2 separate regions of the Homo sapiens genome follow, and region 2 is linked to region 1. The links are chromatin loops, found by intact Hi-C in ENCODE. Cell type or tissue: HCT116. All regions are shown on one strand. Links, peaks and the distances in the headings refer to the core of each region. The heading gives the core; the rest is flanking DNA.

Evidence for each region. Hi-C counts contacts between places; a loop is a spot of excess contacts. Peaks named below come from ENCODE experiments on the same cell type or tissue, not always from the same donor. Only the 100,000 strongest peaks of a DNase experiment are listed, where the experiment ranks them.
Region 2: it touches region 1 in a loop (4-fold over the local background); 5 of 110 quality-filtered maps call a loop at or near these places.

What each region holds. Positions count from the first base shown.
Region 1 is chr11:12,958,329-12,973,305 of GRCh38, reverse strand. No RefSeq gene overlaps it. Among named protein-coding and RNA genes, the nearest start is that of LINC00958, 24 kb to the left of the region's middle. RefSeq lists a silencer at 8,958-9,017. In HCT116, for the core only: a CTCF peak has its summit at 9,064 (motif pointing left); a DNase peak (open chromatin) is centred at 9,045.
Region 2 is chr11:13,375,674-13,390,650 of GRCh38, reverse strand. It overlaps BMAL1 (basic helix-loop-helix ARNT like 1), which reads right to left. Exons shown (of 20, transcript NM_001297719.2): 15 at 14,889-14,977; 16 at 13,923-14,011; 17 at 12,206-12,314; 18 at 9,397-9,490; 19 at 4,860-4,962; 20 at 3,385-4,055. The coding sequence ends at 3,895. It overlaps BTBD10 (BTB domain containing 10), which reads left to right. Exons shown (of 9, transcript NM_032320.7): 9 at 1,510-2,643. The coding sequence ends at 1,820. Among named protein-coding and RNA genes, the nearest start is that of BTBD10, 80 kb to the left of the region's middle. In HCT116, for the core only: a CTCF peak has its summit at 5,650 (motif pointing right); a DNase peak (open chromatin) is centred at 5,630.

The DNA of each region.
Region 1 (14,977 bases), core at 6,096-11,095:
GAGTGTGATGGCGTGATCTTAGTTCACTGCAACCTCCGCCTCCCCAGTTCAAGTGATTCTCCTGCCTCAGCCTCCCGAGTAGCTGGGATTACAGGCGCCTGCCACCACACCTGGTGAATTTTCGTATTTACAGTAGAGACAGGGTTTCACCATGTTGGCCAGGCTGGTCTCGAACTCCTGACCTCAGATGATCTGCCCGCCTAGGCCTCCCAATGGCTACCTTTCTTGACTTCAAGTATCCCTTTCCTTCCCACAGGTCTTTTCTTCACCAACCTGCTTTCTTCACTCACACCCTTATTCTTTCATTCAATTATTTTTTCTTCTGCACTAGCAGCTCTCAAGTGAAAAGAAACTCCCTGCTTTAGCTGTATATGAAGAAAGACCTCCAGGCCCTCTGGAAGAGCTGTGGAAGGCCATCCTATGTAGATCCTCCAAGAGGCTCTTACAGGAATGAGTTAAGATCCCATCTTGTTTGGAGGTTAATGATCAATGTTTCAGAGACTGACTAGAACTAATCAAACATTCAAGTTCTCTTCTAAATTTCCCAGTCCCTCTTCTATTTAGATCTGGGCCTTATAACTAGTTCTGGCCAATAAAAAGAAAGGCAGTTGAGAATTATATTCTTCCTCCATCGCCCTCTTAACTTGCTACAGTGACCTTGGAGGTCACATCTTCCAAGACACTACAGCTACAAGATGGAGGATGGTTGCCCACCTGACTTCTGACTTTGCATGAGCAGTAAACAAACTGTCATCCGGTTACCTGGAGATCAAAACCCCTGAGATTTTGATTGTAGCAGCTGCTGTCAATTATCCTGACTAACAGCAGGAGTGAAATATTGCAATAGTTTAAAAAAATCTAAGAGATGTGGCATTAGCTTACCAGTTAGGCTGGATAGATGGAAATCCATGATATGCAGTGGCAAAAAATTTAATGAAGTACGGCTGGCGATAACTTGGAAAGCAGACCATGAGCCAACTGAGTTTATACATTTAACACAGAGGCCAGCCAACTTTTCCATAAAAAGCCAGATAATGAATATTTTCAGCTTTATTGGACAGACTCCTTTGCAACTACTCAACTACCATTGTAGCATGAAAACAGCCATAGACAATATGTAAACAAATGAACATGGTTGTGTTCAAACAAAACTTTATTTACAAAAACAGGTAGCACTCTGGATTTGGTCTGTTGGCTATTTGCTGACCCCTAGTCTAGGGGAAGAGTTTAGATAATATGTTGCCATTGGCTGCATTTGACAAGGAATTAAAGTTAAGAGATGAGTTTAGAAAGTGTTGGCCGGCTTGCAGGCAGAAATTAAAGAGAGAAATCAGGAATTTGGATTCCCAACTTTTCACAAGCTGTAAGTGGTCTAAAAATGCTGTACAGACTCCAGTATCCACTTAGATAGGGAGAAAGAGGATAAATACACAAAAATAAACCTCCTGATAAGCAGAGTAGGCATGGAGGAGCATGAATGTAAGGCGAGCAGGTTAATATTTGAACAAAGACCCGAAAAAAGTAAGGGACAAGCCAGGTGACTATATAGGGAAAGAGCAGAATTATAGCAAGTGCAAAAGCCCTGGGGCAGCAGTGCACCTAATACCTGCAGGGAACTGCAAGGATGCCAGTATTGCTGGAACCGTGGGCACAAAGGGTGGGAAGGGGGGTGGTAGTAAAAGATAATATCAGAGGGAGGGCAGGTGGGCATGGGGCAGTCTTCAAAGGTAAATCATACAGGGCCTTGTAGGTCATTATGAAGATGCCAGCTCTTATTCTGAATTAGTGGGAAAGCCATAGAGGGTATTGAGGTGAACAGGGACACACTCCAACTTATATTCTTGAAAAGATAATTCTATAATATGGCAAAACCCCATCTCTACAAAAAAAAAAAAAAAGAAATACAAAAATTAGCCAGGCATGATGGCTCACGCCTGTAGCCCCAGCTACTTGGGAGGCTGAGGTGGGAGGATCATTTGAGCCCCAGGAGGTCGAGGCTGTGGTGAGCCATGATCACACTGCATTATAGCCTCGGTGACAGAGTGAGACTCTGTCTCAAAAAGAAAAAAATTCATTCTGGTTGCCGGACTGAGACAAAACAAAGGGGGTGGGGAGTAAGCAATAAGACCAGCCAAAAGTCTTTTGCTGTAATCCAAGCAAGAAATAATCATTCATTTATACATTCATCTGTTCCCTGAGTGGGTCCCAGAGTCTCTGAATCATCTCAACCATTTTGCATCTAGTTCTCAACTATTCGCAACTAGTTCTCAAACTTGGCTGCACATTAGAATCACCTGAGAACTGTGACGATGACTGCTCCTAGGGTTCTACCTCCAGAGATTCTGGTTTCTTGAGTATAGACCTTGGCTGGGGTGGGGTTGGAGTAGATATTGTGTGGCCCGACATCAGGATTTTTAAAGCTCCCCAGGTGATTTTCTTGTGCAACCCATTTGGAGAACCACTGATCTATATAATACACCCTCTTTGAGCTGAGCTCAGAGCCTGGTGGAGTTCCCAGTGTTCAATAATCTTCCAGGTCTCTGGCCTCATTTTTTGACTGCAGGGAGCATCTTCCCTCTTATTGACAGCTTTGCAGTCCCCATCTGGGGTGCAAGAGACTACAGGGTGCTCGGAAGTGTCCATCCTGGAGGCATCATCAAAACTACCTACTTGTTTTGGGGGTTTTTCCAACTTTTATTTTAGGCTCAAGGGTACATGTGGAGGTTTGTTACATGGGTAAATTGGCATCATGGGGATTTAATGTACAGATTATTTCATCACCCAGTAATCACCATAATACTTGATAGGTAGTTTTTCCACCTTCACCCTCCTTCCATCCTCCACTCTCAAGTAGGCCCCGGTGTCTGTTTTTCGTTTTTTTGTGTCCATGGGTACTCAATGTTTAACTCCCACTAATAAGGGAGAATATGTGATATTTGGTTTTCTGTTCACTGTAATGTGTTTAGGATAATGACCTCCAGCTCCATCCATGTTGCTGCAAAAGACATGATCTCATCCTTTTTTATGGATGCATAATATTCCATGGTTAATATGTACCACATTTTCTTTATCAAGTCCACCACTGATAGGCATTTAGATTGATTCCATGTCTTTACTGTTGTGGATAGTGCTGTGATGAACATATGTGTGCATGTGTTTTTGGGGTAGCATGATTTATATTCCTTTGGGTATATACCCAGTAATGGAATTGCTGGGTCAAATGGTTGTTCTGTTGTACATTCTTTGAGAAATCTCCAGACTGCTTTCCACAGTGGCTGAACTAATTTTTCTAATGAACTAATTACATTCCCACCAGCAGGGTATAGGGATTTCCTTTTCTCTGCAGCCTCACCAGCATCTGTTAGTTTTTGACTTTTTAATAATAGCCATTCTGACTGGTATGAGATAGTATCTCATTGTGGTTTTGATTTGCATCTCTCTAATGATTAGTGATATTGAGCAGTTTTTCATACTCTTCTTGGCCACATATATATCTTCTTTTGAGAAGTAGAAACATCTATTTTTTCCAGAGTTTCTATAGCTTAGCTTAGCACTAGGGAAGTGGGTGGGGATTGCTGGGTGTGCTGTGGGAAGATGACCCTTCCATAAAAGACAGCAGGGTGGGAAAAGGCCCCATGTTTTCAGAATATTAGTATATATACATATATATATATATATGTATATGTATACGTATATATATATACGTATATATGTGTGTATATATATACACATGTATATATATATTTATATATTTATTTATATATATATAAATATATATATAAAAATATATATATATTTAGTCGACATCCCTGTTCTATCCCAAAAGCCTAGGCCTGTTTCTCTAGCAGCCTGGAAAATCCAAATGTAGCAAGAAACACTTGTCTGCATCTGAAACTGGCCATCAGAGGACAGGTCCTTGACACACAAGCACAGAGTGGTCTTTCCTACAGCTCGGACATGCCCTTTGCTCCTTCCCCCTGTAAGTCACCCTCCTTCTATGTTTTCCTAAAGAAAGTTATTTTTACCCACTTTGGAATGCCAGTTCGGAACAGCCTCTGGCATCTTGGAAGGCACTGTACAGGTACTTTTCATCTCTAATTGCTCCTGCTTCTCCATTTAAAAGAAATATTTTCAAAGCAATGGGAGCAAGTTACTCATTCAAATGCTGTTAACAAATAACAGGACTTGAGTGTGTAATCTGAAGTTACTCAGCTTTGAAAAGTTGCCCTGAGGAGTTAAAATTTCTGCTTCACTGGAAATTAGAAGGGAGGATGGGGGGGATGTCCTTATGCGAGGAATTTTCAGCCCCTGGAATTTTATGTCTGATCTCCCTCACATCTGAGCTGGAACGTGAGATCCAGTGCAAGATTGCAGGAGAGAGCGGGCTGGGGACAGTTCTGGGGCCTGCAGGTGTTCCGTTTCTGTGCCAACCAGCAAGGGCCGCTCCCCCTGCACCACCAAACACCCGCCAGGACTTGCTGGAGCCCATGTCAGTGGAGTCAGCTTATAAATTACTCGGGATCATCATTCCATGTTGGATCGAATCATAGAGGGTGGAGTGTAGAGGTGCTGCAGCCTGGGCTTCAGGTGGAGGGCTTTCTGGAGGAACTCCACAAGCAAAGGCTGACAACGCAGCCATGACAAGCCACAGACTCCCAGCGAACTCAGCCCCAAGCCTACACTTTCTCTCATGCCACAAGAGCAACTGAGCCAAAAGCTGGGAGCCTGGGCCCCTTCTCCCATTTCTGTTTTAATTACTGCTTTTTCTTTTAATATATGTTTCCCGGCATGCTGTACCATGAGAAGTAGGGACAGCAATGCCCTCCAGGGAGGCTGCACATAGTAAGTGTTCAATATAATTAAGTGTCAGTAAATGTCAATTCCCTTCTGTGGTTTAAGAAAATATGCAGGCCCCAGGGTGGTATGGAAGAGATGTGACTGGTGAGTCCTAAAGTGACGTCAGTAATAAGGGAAGGAAAATGTTAAGGAGGTCAAGACTCCTCATTAGGGAAGAAAAGGGACTTCACCTGTGCCTGCCAATCACCAAGGACTCTCAGGTTTGGCTCTTCTGTGGACAGGTCCAAGCTTAAAAGAGTACTCATGGCATAGGAATTCTGAAAATATTTATTAAAGAGAGAAAGGATGATTCAATTAGAGGTGGGAGGGAGGGGCCATGATTAAAGGAAGAGATAGAAGAAAAGGACTTCAAGTTTCCACTTGAAGGTGGCTCCTCATCCTGTTGGCAAAGTTCTGAGGAAGAAAAGGTATATATGGAATGCCACTTACTCCACTTTGGAGCTTCAAAGAGGGTGTGGGGAGGCAGAAGGAAAAGAGGCTGAAGGAGAAAGAGCAGGAAGGGAAGAGTCAAGGGTGAAGTGCTCAAGTTCTCCCATTCTGTGCTAAGAATAGCAGGCTCTCTTCAGGGGAAATTCAGTCCCTCTTCCCACCATGGACTTGACCTCATCAGGCTCTCCAGCCTGCCCCAGACCACCTACCGACAGGGACTCATGATGATAGTTTGAGAGTGAATACATTCAAGGCCCAACCCCAGTACTTTACATATCTCCCCTCCAAATCTAGAAACCAATGCCTTGGCTCCCTATGTTCCTACAACTTGGCTTTTTCTGCATAAATCCCCTTTCAAAGCTCTTGTCTTAGAGCCAGTTGATACTGATCGACACATATTTTAATTAAATTTGCATTTACCTATTGATTTTCATACCCAGTCTCATTCCAAAAAGGATTGGAGGCAGCTTCTAACATTTCAATGTGATAATCACTTTGATAAATCTGCCTTACCACCCCTGTTCACAAACACCTGTATCTACATCCACGAAATATAGATGATCTTCATAGTTTAATTGTAAAACAATACACAAAACACCTTTGAAACCTGGCTCCAAGTTTTAAAATAGGTGCATTGTACTTTGTATGCTAAGAAGTTTCAGACAGGATTGGGCGTCCTGGCCACAGAAATAGAGTCTTGTGGGAGACCCCCAGTTTGGATTCAGAGTTTGGGATGGCCAGAAGTATGACCACATTGATTTTCTTTCCTTGTTAGGTGTAGAGAAAAAGAGGTACACAGGTTGTGTTGAAGAGCAGAGTTTCGTCCAAACCAGGTGTTTGGAGCATTGGAGGAGGGAAATTTTCCTCCCTTCCAGGAGCCCCTCCAGCATCCCAGATCTTGCCAACTCAGACCCTTTCCCAGACAAACTTGCCTCTCATCCCTCAGGGAGTCAGTTGATCCCAGCTGGAACTGTAATCCTTTGCTAAAAGGCCTCTTGGCTGAAGCCCAGCTCAGCAGGGAAGGGTTCAGCTTTGTCCTTGGGGGGCTTCTGCAGGAGGTCCCATTCTTGGGGACTCTGACACTGTGGGAATCTGGCAGGTGCCCCTTCCCAGGTTCACAGAGGTTGCTTTGGGGGGTTGCAACAGGACTTGCTTCTCTGGTGTTTATCTCAGTGAAATTCAAGAAAGTCCATGTGCAGTTTCATCCTGGGATAAAGGAGGGTCTTCTCTTCCTACCAGCAACTCCAGGCAAGATACTCTCCTCAGCCCAAAGGGCTAAAGAGAAGGCAAAGGGAACAAAGGAAGGCCATTTTACTCATTGTTGTTGAACTTAAAATGTGTAATTATCTTCTGAAAACAGCTGAAGGGCTTATGTAAAGCATGACACAGGAGAAGGTATTTAAACATGAAACAAGGCAGCATCTTTTGCTGGAGCAGAATACCTGCTTTCCAAACTCCAGATCGACTTTGGAGGAGGAGAATAGCATGACAGCCTCCATGTGTGAGTCCTGTCAACACTTGGCATCCACCTTCCCATTCACTTTTCACAACACTGCATGGTAAACCATTTCACAGATAAAGAAATGGAGTCTCAGAGAACTGGAGTAAATTGCCCAAAGATGCACAGCTACTCAATAATAGAACCTGAATTTGAACCTGCTGGGTAATTCTAGAGCCCTCAGCCTTAGCCACTACACAGCGCTCCTTCCCATACTGTCACTACCCATAGTCGTTCAGCCATGCATTCCCTAGCCACTAAGGCAAAGCAAAAGATAATGGGCTCAATGAACCTCACCCCTCAGATGGGCTAAGTCACACGGCACTTTTGTTTTCATTGTGAATGCCCATCAGTGAGGCACATACTGCCTGTTACAGCAGATCTGCTTCGTGCATTTGTAAGTTTTGCCTGACCCTGGTGTGCATTTGAGTTTGCGATTCCAGGACTACAACATTTCTAATAGGAAAAATGTCAGCTCTGTCTTATTCTGATATTGACATGCTTTGGGGATGCCTTAGGAGGCTAGGAAGCCTTCTAAGTAGCTTCTGAATTTAACACATTTCTATAGAACTGTTACAAGCTGGTTGGGAATGTGGAAGCATGCTCACCAAAGACGGTTTTCATTAGGCTCAAATCAATGATGAGCTTTTCCTGAGAACTTGAGGCTTTAGGAGAGAGTAGCATGGGCCGTTGGATTATTATAACAACAACAACAAAAAGATTTTAATACATTTTTCTCTCATTGTTTTGCCTGATGACAGATGCAATCCCAGATCACAGGCATTTGGTGCATGAGAGCTTTTCTGTTTACAGGTGTCCACTGTGCCTTGGAGAGGGCTGGGGCACCGCCCTAGGGATTGTTATTTCAGACAAGAACTTCACCCTACAAAGTAAAGGCAAGACAAAATGTCATTGTCCCTTTTATGCATCACAGAGGCACATTGGACTTGTAGAAGGAGCATACCTTTTAGACACTAGGTGGACTAGGTAAAACCTGGATTTGAATCCAGCTTTTTCTACTTCACAGTTGTATGACCTAGGACAAGTTACATCAAGTACATTTTTGAGTCCAGTTTCCTCATCAGGGAAATGCAGATAAAAATACAGACTTTGTTAAGGTACCGTAAGGATTAGAGGTGATATATGGAAGACCCCATGCAGGGAAGACCCCCTGGAAGACTCTTTGTAGTTGATCTAGATATTATCAGGAGCAGCGTGGGACATGCGGCACTGCACATGCTGGCCACTAGCTTGCACAGCAGGTCCTCAAATAATGTCATGTTTTTGTTTTTGTTTTTCTGAGACAGGGTCTTGCTCTGTCACCCAGGCTGGAGTGCAGTGACACAATGCTGGCTCAACCTCCTGGGCTCAAGAGATCCTTCCACCTCGGCCTCCTGAGTAGCTGGGATCACAGGTACACACCACCATGCCCAGCTAATTTTTAAATTTTTTGTGGAGATGGGGGTCTCACTGCGTTGCCCAGCCTACACCATTTCATTAGAACATGGATAAGAAAAAAAAAATCCATGCCTTCTGGGGCCACACTCTGTGTGGAGTCTGTACTCTCTCTCCATGTCTGCATAGGTTTTCTCCAGGCACTACCACTTCCTCCCACATCCCAGCGATGTGCACATTAGGAGAACTGGTGTGTCTACATGGTCCCAGTCGGAGCGAGCGTGGGTGTGGGTGAGTGCGCCCTGTGAGGGAATGGCATCCTATCCAGGGCTGGGTCCCACCTTGTGCCCTGAGCTGCCAGGAGGGGCTTCGAGCACTCATTACCCTGAACTGGAATTACTAAGTAAATAATGATCTTGTTTTTATTCATCAAATGCATGTATAGCTCACATTTATTTCAGTGTTTAGTATTAGAAGTGTTTTGAGTCTTTACCTAGAAGTTTGCTGATGTTTTTGTGACCTGAAATATACTGTAGGAACTCAACTCTAGTTTATAGCCATTAGCCTGTAGTAAAATTGGTTTCCCTTTAAGTTGTAGTTCCGAGAACCTAAGGACAACGTTAACTTACTGTACTGTCAAGGTCAAAGGAACTGCTCTGTTTCAGAATGGATGGTTGGACTCCACAAGGGCAGAAAATGCCACACAGCACATCACCTGAAGTGGTGCTCAGAGTGTCGGGTTTCTGGTTTTCAATTATTAAAAACACGCAAACAACTAATACCACCCTCCTCCCACCCCTCTCACCCCACGTGGATAAAGCCAGGTTCAAACCCCTGGGTCGTCCTGGGTGAGGAGCCCTCAAATGGCAGTTTGCTGCCCTCTGCTGTCCATATCGAGAAGTCCTGGGGGGGATGCTTTGGGCAGCACCGCCAGCCTTAACAATCCAAGGAGCTTGGGCGCCCAAGAGGGAGGGAGTACCAGGAAAAGCCACATAGTCGGAGGGGTCTGGCGAAAAAATGAAAATGTGGGACAACTTCTTAAAAACAGTGAGAGTTTCAAGACAGCGAACAGAGTATTAAGCTAAGCTGTGGACATTTGTGAGGGTGGGGCCTGTGCCACTATCTCCCACACTCTGAAGCTGGCCTCATTATTCCCTGCTCCTGACATTGCACGTCAGGGCTATGACAGAGTCTCAGTGGTTCCTGAAGAGTCTAAGTTTAGGAGAATATGTGGGGAGAGGAGTTGCAGGTAAGGTTCTCCCTAATATGCCAGGCTGAGGGGAATCAGTTTCTCTTGGCTATAATGTAGTGGTACTGAAAGTCTAATTTTTTTTTTTTTTGAGACAGAGTCTTGCTCTGTCACCAGGTTGGAGTGCAGTGGCGCAATCTCGGCTCACTGCAAGCTCCACCTCCCAGGTTCACGCCATTCTCCTGCCTCAGCCTCCCAAGTAGCTGGGACCACAGGCGCCCACCACCACGCCCGGCTAATTTTTTTGTATTTTTAGTAGAGACAGGGTTTCACCGTGTTAGCTAGGATGGTCTCGATCTCCTGACCTCGTGATCCGCCTGCCTTGGCCTCCCAAAGTGCTGGGATTATAGGCGTGAGCCACCGCGCCGGGCCAAAAGTCTAATCTTTTTTCCACTTCCTTGCTATTGGAGTTTGAGAAAGAAAAAAACAAAAAAACAAACAAACAAAAAAACAGGACTCCTTGTCCCAGCCTTGGGAACCAATTCAGACTCAGGGAGTCAGACAGATGGAGATTAAAATATCACCTGCATTACAGAACAGACTACTCTGGAGGACAGAGCTTGGCAATGATGAGCATGCTAAAATGCACTCCCCAGTTCCACCAGGAGAGATCCACGCAAATGAGAGTGTGGGCCGACTGCTGTCACCCACTAGTTAGCTAACTCAGCACACTTCCATCGGGAGGATTAAGGAGCAGAGCAAGACGCCAGGAGGATTTAGAGAAAAAGCCCTCTGTGTGGAAACCAGAGCAGTGGGGGGCCAGTGTCCCCCCGATATTATTCAGGGGCTAACTAGGAAGATAGACACCACTCCAAGTAGTTACAACAAAGGGAATCTGATGCAGGGAATTGGTGGAGGTGCTGGGAAGAGAAATCCCAAGATTCTCAGGAATACAAAGTCACTGCCATTCTTAGGATGAAGGAGTGAAGGGGTAAGGTGCTGTTCCCAGATCCCCCAGCCAGATCACTGGCAGGAGCCAGAACCTGTGAGGGTCCCTCTGGCAGGAGCTGGAGCTATGAAGGAAAAAGAGCCACTGCTGGATATGCCACCTGAGATGGAGAGAGACGGGATGAGACCCTAACTTCTCCCTTCTTCCCACCCTGTTTCCTACCAGAACCTTCCACTGGCCACTCAGCGAAAGGCAGCTGATTCAGCACCTGGAGAAGACCGGCAACAGGGCTGAGTTTCCTTGCACTGCAGAGGAGGGGAGAGGCAAGGAGTGGACATGAGCACGGAGGATCCAGGGCACTCCCTTGATGGTGATGCCCTCGAAGGGCTGCCCCGTGCCCATTGTACAGAATGTGGATTCCACCCCACGCCATGAGAGCTCTCGCGCAGGCCCAGACCACTTTATAAGCCATATTTCCCACCAATTCCTGTTTCTGGATCTGTCAGGTTATTTCATATTTCTAGGCCCTTAGCTTTGCTTCCTCTTCCCTGAACGCCCTTTGCCCACATCATCCCAGCTCTCCTTCTCCTCCTGCCTTCTGTCTTCTCTTCCTCTCATTTCTTGTCACCCAGGCTGGAGTCCAGTGGCGTGATCACGGCTCACTACAGCCTTGAACTCCCGGGCTCAGGTGATCCTCCCACCTGAGCCTCCCGAGTAGCTGGGACTACAGATGCACACCACCATGCCAGCTAATTTTTAAAACTGTTTTTAGGGATGGGGTCATCTTCCTGTGTTGCCCAGGCTTGTCTCAAACTCCTGGGCTCAAGTGATCCTCTCACCTCAGCCTTCCAAAGTGCTGGGATTACAGGCATGAGCCACAACATCCAGCCCCTTTTCTCTTTTCTTACCCTTCTTTCCTATTTTCTTTTCCATTTTCTTTCCCTCCCTTCTTCTTTCTTTCCTAACTATTAAGGAGTAGATTGAATTCAAGGTCTTTATGTGTGTCAGTTTTTGTTTTCCAACAAATATTTCTTAAAAACCAACCATTGAAACGTAATGGTAACCACTGGCCCCTGTCTCCACCTCCACACCTAAGAAGCCCCAAATCCAGATGTGTCCATTAAAATCAGTCCAGATCTTCTTTACCAAGCCACTAGATGTCATATTAATTTCACAGCAGAATAGGGAAGCCCATGCCGGAGCTGAAAACCTGCAACAACAAAAAAGCATCTAAATACTGCAAAAAAAAAAAAAAAAAAGAGGGAGAGAGGCATCTTAATATTTGTCCTTAACACATCATACCAGACTTCTGCTTCCAGGAATGACTGGATGTGGTTTTTCTAGGTGGACATAATACAAAATGCAGCTACCTGAAAACAATGGAAAGTGGACAGAGCAGGCAGATTCTGGTGGGAAGTCCACGCAATAAAGAAAAGATGTTACAGGAAGTGAGCGCCCATTTTTGCTGTTTTTAGCTTGGAGGCAGGTGCAGCCATTGTGCAAACCAGGTGTGGTGCTGGTGGAAAAACAGCCATCTTTTTGGACTATGAAAATGGAAGGTTGAGTTCAGGGCAACTATAACTGCCAAAAGAGAGAAGAAAGAGTTCTGGAAGAGAAAGAGCCAAAGAGGGAATTCCCAAATTCTTTCTGCTCCTGTCTGTGGCTGATCCCAAACCACGGACACACACAGCAAAAACAAAAGCATCTCAGCCAGAGACAAAAGAGTCTAAAAGAGACTGGACCTGCCACCTGAGAAACAGAGTTTGAAGTTAGAGTTCAATCACAAAAAAATGCCTGCTAAAACAAAATAAACAAAACCTATTAGAGAAAAGGTGTTCTCTTATCAGAATGTAGGGCCTCCACAACTTAACGTTTATAATGTGTACAATCCAAACTTATTCGACATATGAAGAACTGGAAAAGTGGGACCCATTCTCAAGGGAAAAGATAGCGGAGATTCACTCCAAGATGACCCAGATGTTGGAATTATCCACCAAGGATTTTAAAGCTACTATTATAACTGTTCTCATGCTATAAAATCCACTATTTAGATCATACTTAATTGTGAAGAAATGAATTCTTTCCTCCTAAGATTAGAAACAAGGACGGCATGAATACCCACTTTCACTACTAACACTGAATTTTGTACGAAGGTCCCAGTCAGTTCAATATTTTTAAAAAGATTTTAAAAAAAGCAATAAAAGGCATACATATTGGAAAGGGAAAAGTAAACTGTCTAAATTTGCAGATGACAAGGTCATATAATGGTTTAAAAAAAGCTACTAGAACAATATGTGAGTTTACCAAGGTTAAAGGATACAAGGTCAATATGCCAAAGTCAAGTGAATTTCTATATATTTGCAATGAACAATTCAAAATGGAGTTTTAAAACATTTTTATTTATGATAGTCTCCAAAATACTTTTTAAGAAAGAAAATGACAGAAGCAACCCAAGTGTCTACTGATGGATAATTAAATTATAGTATATAAATACAATGGGGCCGGGTGCAGTGGTTCATGCCTGTAAACCCAGCACTTTGGGAGGCTGAGGTGGGAGGATCACTCGAGCCCAGGAGTTCAAGACCAGCCTGGGCAACATGGTGAAACCCCATCTCTAGAAAAAGTACAACAATTAGCTGAGCATGGTGGTGCACACCTATGGTCCTAGCTACTAGGAGGCTGAGGTGGGAGATCACCGGAGCACAGGAGGTTGAGGCTGCAGTGAGCTGTGATTGTGCCACTGCACTCCAGCCTGGGTGACAGAGCAAGACCCTGTCTCAAACACATATATACATACATATGTGGAATACAATGGAATATTTACTTAAAAAAGAAAGAAAATTCCGACAACATGGATGGACCTTGAAGATATTATGTTGAGTGAACTAGTCACAAAAGGACAAATACTGCATAATTGTACTTTTATGAGGCACTTAGAGTAATCAAACTCAGAGACAGAAAGTAGAATGCTGGTTGCCAGGGGCTGGTAGAATGGAAAGTTATTGTTTAATGTTTATAAAGTTTTAGTTTTGCAAGATAAAAAGATTTCTGTGGATGGATGGTGGTGATGGTTGCACAATGTGAATGTACTTAATGCCACTTAAAAATGGTCAAGATGGTAAATTTTATGTTATGTGTATTGTACCACAATTTTCTTTACAAGGTCTCAAGTTGGACATTAAAATGCCAGGCAATTAAAAGTATTTATGTTTAAAACTTAATTTAAAAAATAATTGACAAGTATATTCTAAAATTTGTTCGAGAAGGCAAAGGACCTAGAATAGCAAGAATACTCTTAAGAAAGGAAAACAAGTTTGGAAGGACTTAAACTACCTGAATTCAAGACTTATCATTAAGATACAGTAATCACAACAGTGTGTTACTGGCATAAAGATAGACCATATGAGATCAATGGAACAAAATAAAAGCTTTAAAATGCACCAATACTTATATGGTCAATTGATTTTCAACAATGGTGCCAAAGTAATTTAATGGGGAAAAGATAGTCTTTTCAAAAAATGGTGTTAGAACAACTGGATATATATATATATCCATTATATATATACACTCATTTATATATACATCATATACATGTATGTATCATATATATGTATATAGCCTCAACTCTTATTTCATATCATATACAAATATTTGAATTGATTGTAGACCTAAATGAAGGAGCTAAAGCTATTAAACTTTTAGAAGACAGCATAAAAGAATTTCCTTCCTTCTGCCTTGCCTTGCCCTGCCCTGCCCTGCCTTGCCCTGCCTTGCCCTGCCCTGCCCTGCCCTGCCCTGCCCTGCCCTGCCTTGCCTTGTTTTGTAACAGAGTCTCACTCTGTTGCCCAGGCTGGAGTGCAGTGGCGTGATCTCAGCTCACTGCAGACTCAATCACCTGGGCTTAAGCCATCCTCTTGCCTCAGCGTCCTGAGTAGTTTGGACTACAGGCATGCGCCACCACACTTGGCTAATTTTAGTTTTGTTTTTTTGTTTTTGTTTTTTTGTAGAGACAAGGTTTCATTATGTTACCCAGGCTGGTCTCAAACTTCTGGACTCAAGCAATCCTCCCTCCTCGGCCTGTAATTATTTCTTAAACAGGGCACAAAAAGCACAAATCACATAAGAAAAAAAGATAAAACAGACTTCATCAAGATTTAAAGCTTTTCCTCCTCAGATAACGAGTTGAGAAAACAAAGACAAGCCACAGATTGGGAGAAAACATTGGCAAAACAGCTATTAAAAAAGCCTTCTATCCAGATTATATAAAGAACCCTTAAAACTCAGTAATAAAAAGACATACATAGTAAGTAATGGGCAAATGATTTGAACAATCACTTTATAAAAGAAGATAAATGAATAGCCAACAAACACATAAAAAGATGCTGAACATCACAAGTCATTCAAGGAAGTGCAAATTAAAATAATAATAAAATACTATTAAATGTCCACTAGAGTGGCCAAATTTAAAAAAAATGAAAATCACCAGGTATTGTGGCTCACACCTGTAATCCCAGCACTTTGGGAGGCTGAGATGGGCCAATCACTTGAGCCCAGGAGTTCAAGACTGGCCTGGGCAACATGGCAAAACCCTGTCTTTACACAAAATACAAAAATTAGCCTGGAGCATATCTATAGTTCCAGCTACTCAGGGGGCTGAGGT
Region 2 (14,977 bases), core at 3,217-8,216, 420 kb before region 1:
AAACATACACATGTGGCTGGGCGCAGTGGCTCACACCTGTAATCCCAGCACTATGGGAAGCCGAGGATCACTGGAGGTCGGGAGTTTGAGATCATCCTGGCCAACATGGTGAAACCCCATCTCTACCAACAATACAAAAATTAGCCAGGTGTGGTGGCAGGCGCCTGTAGTCCCAGCTACTCGAGAGGCTGAGGCAGGAGAATCTCTTGAACCCGGAAGACAGAAGTTGCAGTGAGCCGAGACAGCACCACTGCATTCCAGCCTGGGTGACAGAGACTCTATCTCCAAAAAAAAAAAAGAAAAACATACACGTGCTCATTCATTTACGTATTCTCTGTGGCTGATTTCACTTTACAGTGGCAGAGTGAAAAGTAGCTCTAGTAGAAACCATGTGGCCTACAAGCCTGAAGTATTTACTCTGGACCTTTACAGAAAATGTTTGCCAATCCCAAACTAGTTAATTCTTACTAGAAGAAAGGAGGGAAGGGGTCTATAATAGTTTCTTAAGGACAGTTGATCTTTGGAGAAGTGGCCTTACTAGTAAATAACTAATTTTTTTTTTCAAATCTAGGGTTGTCCTTACTTTTAAGTGACTATGTTCCAAAAGAGGAAGGTAATATTAGGTACTATTAATCAGGGAACGCTGCTTCGGGAATGTGACTGTAAATTGAATGCTTGGTTGTTGGGAGTAGTAATGTTAAAATGATATGGGAGGTTAAAATATTGGCCTTGCTGATCTAGATGCAGAAGTATCTAGAACCACCTGGACAGCTGTACAGCTTTTTCATTTAACAAAAAGAAAAGAAAAAACTCAGAGCAATATAAAGACGAGATGTAGGTTTAAGGAAACTAGCAGGCTAATGTGGCTAAATTCCAGGCCTGTAGGCCGGGTAATCCTGTGACGAGAATATAAGGATACGTAGCTAGAGGCCGGCATGGTGGCTTGCGCCTGTAATCCCAGCAATTTGGGAGGCCGAGGCAGATCACTTGAGGTCAGGAGTTCGAGACCAGCCTGGGCAACGTGGTGAAACCCCCCCTCTACTAAAAACACAAAAATTAGCCGGGCATGGTGGCACATGCCTGTAATCCGCGCTACTCTGGAGACTGAGGTGGGAGAATTGCTTGAACCTGGGAAGCAGAGGTTGCAGTAAACCAAGGTCACACATGGCACTCCAGCCTGGGTGACAAAGTGAGACTCCATGTCAAAAAAAAAAAAGGATACATAGCTAGAGACCAAGATCTGCTCCAACATACTCCTACTTTAATAATGTTTTTTTGATGGTTGATATATTGAGTAATTGAAAGAATGATAGAAGATTTTATGAATTACATCAGTAGGGTTTTCATGTCTGGCTCATGAACTGATGAGTAGGTGGATGGAATATTGTTTTCACTTCTTTGTTTTAAATTTGTTTCTTTAGGATCTATAGCAGAAAAGCTTTCTAAGGCGAAATTGGGTGAGAGGTCTGTGTGTGTCTCCTCAGTTTTTAAAATCTTTCTTTCTTTCAGGTTATCCTACCTACAAAGAAAAAGTAAAGAAAAGGCCTGGAGGCCGCCCAGAAGTGATCTACAACTATGTCCAAAGACCCTTTATTCGAATGTCCTGGGAGAAGGAAGAAGGAAAGAGTCGGCATGTAGACTTTCAGTGTGTAAAGAGTAAATCTATCACCAATCTTGCAGCAGCTGCAGCAGACATTCCCCAGGACCAGCTGGTAGTCATGCATCCAACTCCACAAGTGGATGAGCTGGATATTCTCCCTATCCATCCCCCTTCTGGCAACAGTGACCTCGATCCTGATGCACAGAATCCAATGCTGTGATGCTGATCTTCCTTGAAACCATAGCATGCTACTCTTCACAGTGACGTTGTACTCTCCTCATTCTGCACTGCAAGGCCACTCTTCTTCATTGTGAGATGCACATAACAATGTTTAGGATATTGCAGTGTAGGCTTTTTTAAAGACCAAAGGTAGCTGAATGGTTTTTTTTTAAATGAGTACAACTCTAGCATTTTGAAGTTCCAGTTGTAAATGTATTTGTTTACCAGTAGGTTTGTGAAATTGGTTCTTTGTATGGGGGATGGTCCTTTTTCACACAGCTAGGTCTTTTCAGAAGTGGTGGAAATTGGCAGCTGGGGTACTTTCAGTTTGGACTGATATTCATCACACCTCAGATAAAATGCAGAGTAATATATAGTTGCACTTTATAAATGGTGGTTAAATGGAAATGTTCAAGCCATTTTATAGTTGTGATGCACAATATAATTTAAGTGCTTCTGTCAAAGTATTCCTCCAGTACAATTTGTATAGTTTGCTGCCCTTGATGAGCAAAAAGTATTTATCTTGGGCTTATCTGAATGATCAGGATGAGATTTAATGCCCATATCTTACCAGTTCAGTTATCTCCAGAGCCATTTCACCCTTTAGAGTGAGTCACATGCAGGGAGTGTGAATGTCAGAGGTGGTTTATTATCCAGTCTGCCTTACCCTTAATCTGTTCACAGATATTTATTTACTAATGCTTTTTTTTTCTTAAGAGTTATGGGATAGGAAAATGAAGTGTTTGCTCTTCATTTACTAAATGATTGTAAACTTGAGTTTTTCATCAAAATAAAATTCCATTGTTTTAATGTTTCTGACCAAATTTATAACCACATTGACCAGATTTTTAGTCTCATAATTTCCCATCTCGGTGGTGTAAGTATTATTAGAAATAGTAGCTCAAGGAACTTTTACTATATGTGTGATGAGGCATTTAAATTCCCTAATTATAAAATGTACTATAAATCAAAACAATATTTATTAGAGCTGAAAAGAGTATTTTCTAGTCCAACTTGATATGAAGGGCAAAATGACTTTACTAGGTCATATAGTCACCCTAAGTTTCAGAGCCAGTTTCTCATACTAGTTCAGTGCTTTTTCCATTATACCATGCTACTTTGCTTAGCAAATTATTTATGCAAATGCTATTCTAAATATTCTGTGGTCCAATTCAAGAAGGGATCAAATATTTAGGTGCTTTAGGACTGGGGTCACTTACTATATAACTGAAGTAGTATTAGAGAGGTGCAGCATTAGAGAAGCCAATTTGTTAAATATAATCTTGAATTTATAATTTCAGAGGATTCGATGTTTGTGGATAAGCAGTAACATCTTTGTTCTCACATAAATTAAAATTGCAACAATTTATAAATGAACTATTTTAACAACACAGCTAAGCTAGTAGCATGGGGAAATTATGCAAGCCCAGAATCGTTATGAAGGCCAGAAAAGCACCACAAATGCTACTGGCGTAGATCATCCTTGAACACCCACTGTAGAAACTTATAATCCAGCCCTGCAACACGTAGGATTTTTTTTCTAATTATTTGAAATGTGAACAGTATTTATAGAACAAGGGAAACATTTATTAAAAATATTTAACTGTCTAGTACATTATACTTTAACCCATATTTATAGTAAAGGATTCTTACAAGGAAGAATAAACGGCTTTATGATACAATTAGTATAAGAAATATCCACATGGGGGACTTCTTTGTAGTGTAAAAACACCATACATCTGAAATGACCATTTGCATATAAAAGCTACCAATGATGCTTCTGTGCACAATGATTAAAAAATTCAACACAAACAGAATCCAAAATATACAATTAATGCAAGCTATCCACAGCTAGCCCAATAATCAATGATGAGGAAACACTGGAGCAGGCTTAGTTCCACTTTGTCTGAAGTTACATATAGTAAGATTGACTTGTATCAATGGCTCTGAGATGGCTTTTATGAAGTCAGTACATAAAAGCTATTCTCTCCTTATCCAGTAAGCTTCACAGACTGTAAAACTCCACCAGTAATGCACTTTGATACTATAGCTGTTGCCAAAGCAACATGTAGTGTTTACAGCGGCCATGGCAAGTCACTAAAGTCAACAGGGCCACCCAGTCCAGCATCTGCTTCCAAGAGGCTCATGATGACAGCCATTGCTGCCTCATCATTACTGGGACTACTTGATCCTTGGTCGTTGTCAATCATGTCTATACCTATGTGGGGGTTCTCACCTGTGGGAGGAGATAAAGACTGGTCAGTGATTTCTTTTTTAAAGCATCTTCAGATTAAGTAAGCAATTCCTAAGCACATTTTTAATAAGAAAGTTACATTTAATGGTAGGGTGAGATGCTGCTTTTTGGGCTGCATGGCTATCTTTTTTTATATCGCTGTTTTTTAGAGGAAAGAACCAATTTTTTAAAAATACGTAAGAAATAAGTGGGGTTACGTTGTGAAGAGACAGCTCTAAGGAATCAAATGATCATTTTAGAAATAAGTACAAAGCGCTTAAAATTTAGTAAATGTTAAAAATATTTGAGTCAAGCTTATTTTAATAATCTGATGTAACCAGTTAAGAGGAGTTACAAAAAGAAAGGCAAATAGGAAGGGAGAGTTTAGGAAAAAAACAGATCTAGAAAGCCCAGGGGAGAAAAAGATGGATGTGATGGGAAAAGCAAACTCTTTTCACTTAATGACTTTTAATACCTTCTGATATGCTTACTAATCACCCTTCTAGGCATTATCTCTGAACCTTCATTAGCCTTCTCTCTCTGAAGAGATTATGCCCCACATGGGAGAAAGCCTATGTCTAGGTAGCTGTAGCCTCCTCTTGAGTTCCAGGCACAAACTTGGACCTCCACCAAAACTCAAATACTGGTCAACTTTTTAGAGATTTAAACAAATTTTAAACTTTTATTCTGTTCCTATCAAATTTATCTAGGATTAGCTTGTTTCACACAGTTCAGTTCTTAAAATTGACTTTATGTAAGATGTTTTGCAAGCTCATTGCAATGGAAACGAATAATGATGCCACTTACCAAGAATAGAAGAACTATCAGAATATGGATAACCTGGGTTCTCCTGAGCCTGGCCTGATAGTAGGCCACTGGAAGGAATGTCTGGAGTCCCTCCATTTAAAATCTACAAACAAAAGGAGGGAAGTGTGAAGTTTGAATCAGTATTATGAGCAATGCCAAAAGGAAAATGAAGCATGGGGTGGGGTGGGGAGAAGCTTCAAATGGCTTCAGTTTTCTATTGGATGATTTCAAACAAGGAACTGTTAGACAGACATGGTCAGAGTAAGAAAAAACCTCTCCCCCGAACTATTCTTTTCTCTCCATTTTAGTGAGCCCACAGAGGCAACTTAAAGGCTGAATAAAATCCCAAGAGCATTCAACTGCCTGGAATCATGATGCCCACATATTTCTTTAGGACCAATGCCTAAACTTCAATGAGCCCAGCTAGACGTTTCCCCTATAAGGGAATAAAACATCTTATAGTGACAGATATTTCTGAAGAAGAAAAAGTGGAGTTAACAAGCTGTGAAGAGACACAGCTCAAGGAGTCAAATGAAGAAAACAGAAGTAAATCTCTTATACTACAGGTGCCAACTTCAGTAACCTGTGGTTTAAGTTAAGACAGGCTACTGGGGAGGATTATTACTACTACTCAGTAAGAGAACTCTGTCTCAAAATCTCCCCCACTCACCCCAGCTGCCTTCCCCTGGCTGAGTCTCAAAGAAGAGCATTCTTTGAGACCTATCTGGATATACGTGAGGAAACAGTTTGGTAGCTGCTGCTTTCAGGAGCAGCAATGATTTCAGGCTTTGCCAGCAGGTGGCATTATAACTTACTTTATTTCCACAGCAACGTTTTGGTCTAGGGACCCTTTTACACTCTTAAAAAAATCATTGAGGACTCCAAAGAACTTTTGCTTATGTAGGCTGTATTTATCAATATTTACTGTATTTGAAATTAAAACTAATAGATTTCTTAAATGTAATAAACCCGCTACATGTTAACATAAATAATGAATAGTATTTTAATGAAAAATAACTATTTTCTAAAACAGTAACAAAAAATTACCAGGCAGAGTATTATCTTACATTTTTGCAAATCTAATGTCTGGCTTAATAATTTTCAACTGGATTCTCATATATGTTTTTCCATTCAGTCTATTTAGATACGTCTTGTGATTCAAGTATATGAAGGAAATCCAACCTCCCACAGATAAGTAGTTGGAAAAGGGAGGCATATTTTAATAGACTTTTCAAATAATTGTATTCTTTTTTGATACCACTTCAAAACTTGACACGTAGAAGTTTCTTAAAGGTGAGTTGCAATGTGGAATCTGAAACCATATCAATGAATGTTTTGTACTCTTTATATCTTGGCACTTAGGATGGATCTTTTACCCTTACATGATTTTGAAATACCTTGCATTGTTTAGTTACAAAATATTGGTTCACTGAGTTATGCAGATCTTCTATATATTGACACATTTCATTATAGAGCATCAAAATATCACTATTATTAATACTCCCTATCTCATCAACAACATTTTTTAAGTTTTAGGAAGATCTCAAGGTCAAAGTAGCAGAGACAAGTTTTCTAAAAATTCCAATTTTTGCTTGAAAGCTCAGATTTTATCATTGGCAACAAATGTCAGTCATTTTCCTTAAAGTGACAGGTTCACTTCATTCATTTCCAAAAAAAAAGTATTCTAAATACCCAAAACCGAATGACCATATACAATAAAAATGGTGTCCAATGAAAATAGTAGCTAGTTCAACTCACAACTTAATCACACAAGTAGTTTTTGAGACAAACATCATACTTTGGTATGCAGCACAAGTTCTGTGTACTTCTCATTTTGTCACAGAGCATTAAAAAGATGTGTGCTTGAGAATTTTATAAAAGTAATGATGGACATTTTCCCTCCCTCCCTCACTCCCTTCCTTCCTTTCCTCCTTCCCTCCTTGATAGGGTCTCACTCTGGTTGCCCAGGCTGGAGTACAGTGGCACAATCTCAGCTCACTGCAGCCTCAACCTCCTGGGCTCAGGTGATTCTCCCACCTCAGTCCCCGGAGTAGCTGGGATTACAGGTACACCACCACACCTGGATAATTTTTTTTGTATTTTTTAGTAGAGATGGGATTTCTCTATGTTGCCCAGACTTGCCTGGAACTGCTGGACTCAAGCAGTTTGCCTGCCTCAGCTTCCCAGAGTGCTGAGATTACAGGGGTGAGCCACTGCACCTAGCCATGATGGACAATCTTAAATGAAACTGGCTTTAAACTATTTTTTTACTGTGAGTGTGTGGTGGTGAAGAATACAATGACTACTAGTATAGTTTGGTGCCACTTGTCTGATTTTTGTAAAATGCCAGCAATTTTACCCAACCGTGCTTTTAGTATGAATAGTGCACATTATCAATACAGGGAAAAAATTAACGTTTTAATGTTATTAAGAAAATAGCTTTAACCTTGCAGACCCTTAAAAGGATCTTGTGCCCCCTCTCTTTCTGGAAAAAGACTGCAGATGACATTTGTAGAACTGCTGCTTTATCTGAATTTTCCTTAGTGCTTCTGGATGTCTGTACTCTCTTGCGACCTATGGAGGCTCACTTAGGCTTCCTTTTTAGCTTGATCCTGACAAACAACTGCAGGCTAAATGGTTCATTTTTGGACCTTCCAAATTTGAAAGTGACTGGAAAGGGCTGGGTATGGTGCACCATTTAATACTGCTGTCAGTTTTAACTGTCTTGTTTAAGCTGCTTTTCTTATAAGTCCTGCTGCCCAGGACTCATCTCGTGAGAACACATCCAAATTTCTTCTCACAGATCCATTTTATAATCCATTCTTCTCAAAGAAAAGGGAGAATTTTCATAAGTGCCTCAAAAATAGCTGGGGCTTTATGATGCAGAGCACAGCTTTTGATTTCTGGTAGTTGTTGATGTGAAAAGAATTGGAAGCCATGAGCCCAGGATTGTAGCCTGGGGGCCATACTTATAAAACGAACGCTGAGGAGCCTGGATCTTGTCACTATAATGTTGTGAAGGTGAGATGAGACAATGTATATGAAAGTTCTTTGAGTAATATTTAAGCCTATACTGGACTGATAACCTTTCAAAACCAAGAAGTAGAATCCTTGGTAATACCAGGAGTCAAGTCAAGTGCCTAAAAGTTAACTTAAGAAGCAGAGACTGGAAGACCACCCTAAGAAGATGGTGGATCCAATATGCAGGAAGGACCTGGAGGTATAACAGAAGAACAGCTAAGAAGACAGCTGGCAAGCAGTGTGTGTGTTGTGGGCAGGGGGGCGGGGGTCACGGGACACCAAGCTCAGACTTCATCTGTCAGTGGTATTTTGGGCCAAGCACTTTCACATATATTATCTCACAGTAGGACCTCGTGCAAAGATGCTGGCTACCCTAACCATTATTAGCTCCATTATAAAGAAAACTAGGGCTTGAAAGTTGTACAAGTTCACATAACTAGCACATGGCAAGGCCAAGCTTCGAACCCAGGTCTTACTTTGTAGTCTTACCCATTAATTTGTTAACTTTCAACCTTTTTTGGGGGGAGCAAAACGCTTTTTCAAATAGAAATGTTTGCAGAAGATTCCTGTATAAAAAAGAAGTATTGCTGCCCTTGTAGAAGCAGGATTTCTACTCTTACCCTCTCTCCTTAGCAACTATCCCCACGCCCATCCCACCTGGTAACACCACAGCTCTTGGTAACCTGAACAAACCTCCGAGGAGCTCAGTTTTGAAAATCCTTGCCCTGCTTTTGATGGTTTGTGCCCTAGGAGTCCTGCCTATGGAAATTCCTGATATTCTCTCTCTCTGTTTTAGGAGATGGGGAAAGGAAGCCATTGTGTCCAAAATGATGGCCTTTAAACTGTCCTAAGCTCTACTGGCATCAGGCAATATAAACAGATTTATAATTTACGATTAAGATGGGCCTAGGCTTATAAGTTCTCCAGCAAAGATGAAAACAAATGACTGGTTCCTAAACCTATTTATAGTGTAGTCTTATAGCAAGCTCTTCATGAGGGCTGGTGATTGATCCACTGCTTGGATCCAATGCTGTCACACCAATGGAACCCCCAGGCAGCAGATCCCCAAGTATTCTGCAGCTATAAAGCATGGCTTGATTTCCAAAGCACTGCTGGTGGCATTGCTGTTTCCATTGCCTGCCCTAGACACTAATATTTTCTCCCTTGAAAATTCCTGGCAGAAAATGAGAAACTTTTCTATGTGAGGTACTCAATAATCTTTCCCTCATGGGAACTCTTGAATTGCTCCCTCAATTAAATGAACTGACAGTTCCCCATTCCTTATTCTTTCTCCCTTCTTCCACTCACATGGAAGAAAGCCTCTGAGGATGTCAGCAAGCCTCCCTAGCCCTACCAGTATGCTTTGTATCCAGCCTCACACAGATGCATTTACTTCAAGGAGGAAGTAGTCCAAATTGTTTCAGCAATCGCAGTTGCAATTCCATACTCCCACCCCCAACATTTCAGATCTTGGGCAAGAGGTTCTCTAGCTTAGGCTAAGAATCATCAGTCTTACCTTCTTGCCTCCTGGAGAAGAGGCATCAGGGGGAGGCGTACTCGTGATGTTCAATGGGCTGGAGCCACAGCTAGAAGGCGATGACCCTCTTATCCTGTCAGAAAAGAGAATTACACTGCCTTTTCTTTTTTCAGTGGAGTGTATGTGCTTTGTTAAGGGGTAAAGGTGAGAAAGGGGATGAAGATCTAGATTAGGGTTTGGCAAGCTTTTTCTGTAAGGGGCCAGATAGTAGGCTCTCTAGGCCATATGGTGTCTTGTCACAAATGCTCAACTCTGCCTCTGCAGCTTGAAAGCAGCCACAGATACGAATCGGTGTGGCTGTGTTCCAATAAAACTTTATTTACAAAAACAGATGACAAGCTGGATTTGTTCTACAGGCACCTGATCTAGAATGCAGTCCCTAGAGTCAAGCATCTCACTGACAAAGCCCTTGGATTGGAGTTTGCATTCAGTTGGTGAATTTCAAGTAAGTGGCCAGTTTTATTTCCTCACAGAATCCAGGTGAATTGGAGGAGAACTTCTAAGATCAACCTCCATCTTTGATCCACAGAAAACAATTTGTCCCCTTCTCCACAAACACTGTTTAGCTAGTGAATACTCTTAGGACATGGACGGCACCAGGGTCTAAAAGGTAGCCTAGTAGTAGTGACAGGAAAAGCAGCCTTCGAAGGCAGTGGTTGATGAAAAATGGGTCCAGGCCTTTCTTATCTAGCATATCTCTCAGAAGATTTATAGAAGGGAAGACTTAGAACTGTAAATCCACCTAAATACTTGTCAGGCTGAAGGACCTCAGGAAAGAATCCATCACTTGGCATTGCAGCTACAGTTTAGGGAGAGTGTGATGGCAGTTGTGTAACCACAGGACTCTCAGCTCCTACATGGATGAATGTAGCTTTTGGGTGACCCAGAGACCACTCCTCCACCACCCAGAAGTCTTTTGGTTCTTGTACTGCCTAGTTCTCTAGATTTATGAGTGAACAAGTTTTCTTTCTGGATTAGAAGCTTCTTAACGGCAGTTTACAACTACATATCATGTATTCTCAGCATGCACAAACGGCTGCTAATTGCTTACGGAAAAATTGCTGAGTGTCCCCCACCTTTCTCTACTTATGTCTATGAAACCACTATTTTCCCAGGTTTCTCATCTTGGAATTGCTGTTTCATCATTCCTGATTTCATCTTCAAACGCTAGACCTTAGATGATTGATTTCTCTTTTGGCAGTGTCATCTCTGTAGGATAAGGCCTCATTCCTGAGTTGTCAAACATGCCCACCTTCATCTCTCCCTATTCCAATGCAACTTCCACAAAGCGTAACACAAGACTTTGGATGCTTGTTCAGCATCCTACAACAAATGGGGTCTTACAGGTTTCTTCCAAACTGCACAGTATCATTTCTTGTGTTTCTTAATCGCCTATCATAGCTCTGTGTCTCCTTCCTACACAAAGCCTGCCCAGTTAGGTAGCTTGTTTCTTGACCCTGAATTTGCCACTCACATGCCCACTCAAGAATAGCCCTGGCTTTTCTAGAGGGAACATCCACTCTTATTGCAAACCCTGGCTAAGGCCAAGTTCAAATCTTTCCTCTTTTGCTTGCTTTGGCCCATGCACCCTCCCTTTTTCCTGTTATCATAAAGAAAATAGACTTATAAAAGATTTTAAAATTCTTGAGGTCAAGGACTGTTTGATACTGTTCTTGGATGGTCTCAAGCAAAATACAGGGTATGCAAATGCAAAGTATAGGGTTTGAACCTGATTACACTGCACACTACCCTCATGTCTCCTTCCTGATGCAGAAGTCACACCCACTAATCCTGTGGGGTTGGAAAAGAGCTGTGTTACCTATAGGGGGATAACAGCCCCTTTATGGCCAATTGGAAAACAGGCCAGCCTCTAATTCTCCTGAGAGAATCCAGCGGCAGCAGTGTTTTCTTCCTTTTCTTATGTTACATTAAGTTTCGTTCTGAAGAATCTGGTTACCACCTTCTCTATTCCCCAAATTTGGACAGACTTATGATAACTGCTTCCCTCTCGACTGCTCTTAAAGACAGATTTAATTAATTTTTAAGCACTCACTATATGTCAGGCTGTGTTCCTGGAACTTTCCTGAGTGCCCTCACAATCCTAACACAATTCTTGGGAAATAGTGCTTTCTTTTTATGGTTTAAATCAACAGAGAGCAAGAGGTTAAGTAAGTCTCAGCATAGCCAGGTAGAGAGACAGGCCCAGGACTCAGACCCAGGTGGACTGCTTCTAAGCTCCTTCTCTTTCATATGGAAAGGAAGTCTCTCCCAAGACAGCTAGTAATAACTAGCTGATCTGCTTGGTTTCTAGTACTAATCCTGGGCAGCTCTTTGATTGAAAAAAAGTGAATGTTTTGTTAAGGTCCAGATCACTCTGATAGTTCACAGCTCTACTCCTGCATTCCTGTAAAGTAAAGGTACATCTATCCGCACTGAGAAGCTCCTTGAGCCATAAGAAAGTTAAGTCTTCTCAAGAATTCTCTTTAGCGCTGGGCTATTTTGGTTTAGCTTCTTTATTTAAGGCAGGATTTCTTAATCTAGGCACTACTAACATTTTGGATTGGATAATTCTTTGTTGGGTGGGGAGGAGGGAACTGTCCTGTTTACTGTAGGATGTTTAACAAGCAGCATCCCTGGTCTCTATCCACAGGATGTTTAAGTAGCAACCTCCCACCCAGTTGTGAAGACCAAAAATGTCTCCTGACATTGCAAAATATTGCCTGGGGGAAAAAATTTCCCTGGGTTGAGAACCACTGGTTTAACAGAGGAACTAGAAGGTGTTACTTGCCTGTGGATTTCCATGATTTCCTCAGCAATCATTCGGCCTATTTTTCCTGCCCCAGCCCGGGTTCCCCCTGGAATCCCTGGAACAGTGGGGTGGGTCCTCTTTGGGCCACCTACAACAAAGGAATCTGAGAGTAGGAAAGGGGAAAACTGAGGAAGAAATACTATTATGTATTAAAGTAAAACCAGTTTATCCCATGATCCATTTGCAGTTCAACATCAGAGTTGTGCCTTGAGGGACTTTAGGGCTACAGCTTGTCAGGAAAAGGCATTCCAGCAGGGAAAGGCTCAAGTTTCCTTCTAGGATCTGAGGCCAGTTTTTTCCCTTCATACAGCATCTAATTCTTTCCCTTCATGCACTGAAAAAAAACGTTTATTGAAGACCACTGTATGTGCCAGGGTTACAGAGACAAGTCCCTGCCCTCAAGGAGCTCACAGTTTAACAGGAAAACCAACAAGATGAACAATGGCTAAAGCAAAATGTTGTAAGTTTGACAGGCAAGCACGAGGCAACCAACTCATCTGGGGCCAGGTGCAGCTTCTGGAGCAAGTTAACCCCGAGCTGAGTCTTGAGAGATGAATATGAATTAGCTTGGCAGAGAGGTAAGGAGGAGAAAGCATTCCAGGCACAGCAACCAACACGTGCAGGAGCACTGAGGCAGGTTAAAACTTGGGAGACTCCTCCAAGGAATTCATCATAAATGATGATGAGAGCATGATAGATGAAACTGGGGCAGCAGGTACCAATCCGATCATGAGGGGCCTCTTGGATGCCGTACTAACGAATTTGGACAGTTTCCACAAGGGAATGAGGAGTACCAAAGGACGATACACAGAAAAGGCACAAATGAGAACTGGGTTATTAGAAAGTCCACGGCAGGGAGAATGAACTACAATGGAGGATGGGGTGGGGAGAGGGGGACTAGAGTTGCGAAGTGATTTGCAATAATCCAGGCAGCAGATGAGGAGGGTGAAATAGCAATAGTGGTGACGAAGTTTAAGAGATAGAAGGTTCAGGACTCCGTGTTTAGATATAATGGGGGAGAGACAACAGCCAGGTTTCTGGCTTAAACAACCAATCAGGTAGGGGAGTGCAGAAAATCAGCTTGGGATATTCTGAATTTCAGGTGCCTCTGAGACTCCAGGTGGTTCTGTCTATGAGGCATTTGGAGAGACAGATCTGGAGCTCGGGAGAGAGACTGGGCCAGGAGATGTGGATGTGGGAGTCATCGATGGGGGCTGCAGCCATGCATGTGGGGATGGTCCCAGGAAGGATGAGTCCAGCGTGGACAGCAGGGGCAGGGCCAAGGCTGAGCCTGAGAAGGGAGCCCAGTGGGTATGGTACACACCCTGGTGCCGAAAGACACCTGCCTGCCAACCACAGGAGTTAGTGACAGTCACGAAAGAGCACTTCACATCATGGCCACTAGCCAACACAGGAGGAAAGCACAAGGGGAGTAGGGAGTTTGCGAGCTCAAGGGCTTCCAGGGGCCAGCAGCTTTGGGAAGTGCAGCAGTGAGCTCCTAGTATTCCGGCTCAACAGAGAAAGTGACATGACAGTGTCCTCTGCATTCATGGGGAAATCCGCACATCATCCCCTCGAGGCCTCCCTTGTTCCACAGAATATGAATGGAGGGGACCCTGAATACTTTAGGGGAGGATATTTGACCACAAGCACCTTCCCACGGGCAAGCCCCAGGGCCCCAGCAGCACATAGTTACCTTCTCCAGAGGGCAGCATGCTGTCCATGCTGTGGGGGGATGCTGTGAGCTGTGGGAAGGTTGGGTCCCCGCCTTCCAGGACGTTGGCTCTGTGAACATCCCAGCAATAAGGAAACGTGAGTCAGGCCTGCTCAGAACTGTGCACCATTCAACTTGGCCAAGGTGTCCGGTGTCCACTCTGGACCTGGACAGGCCAGAAAATGAAGTGTCTGTCTGAGTGGGTAAACAGGTCTCACTGTTTGATAATATAATGGATAGCATCCTGGCCTTTGGCCCCACTGCCTGCCTAGGCCTTCCTAATATGTGTGGGACACAGTTCAGCAGAGGTGGTGGCTGCAGTAACCTACTGCCATCATTACAGCACCTCCTCCTGCCAGCCTGCAGTGCACCTAGCCCCGGCCCCTCACACAGCTCTTACCATAGGTGGGGTTTTGGACACTATGGGGAAGGAAAAGTGGGGAGCAGGCCTGGCCAAAGAGAGGCTCCTTCACCTCCCTCTGCTCATCTAGCAGGTAGCAGCCTTTTGAGATGGCATTCCAGCTGCCAGTGCTTGGGCCCCCTGCCTGACAGGTATGGAGACCTCCCCATCCTCAGCCAAGGCCAGTGTGAGCTAGTGCCTGAATGAGCCTTTCATAGATTGCCAACCCCTTCCTCCACAGCAGCACAAGTGGATGCCTAGGGTGCAGGGCCTGTGGAATTCAAAGGTTAGCTGCTTTATCTGGAAGGAAATGTTGCTATTTCCTGGAGCAGTTTCATAAGCCAGGGCCTGCATGGTACAAGTCCTGAAGCTTGTCCCTTTGTTAACAATCCTTTCTAGCTTCTGCCAGTCCTGAGGCTTCACAGGTATTAGCAAGATGGCATTAAAGGATGTGATACTGGATGTTGCCTGCACCCCATTTCCCAGATGAGGAACCCTAGGCATCTGTTTGAAGCAAGGGGAGCTTCAGATATAGGAAAAGTACTTACAAAACAACAGTGTTAGTTGAGACAATATATTCTACTTCCTTGGTCCAAGGGTTCATGAAACTGAACCATCGACTCCGTAGTGTGATAAA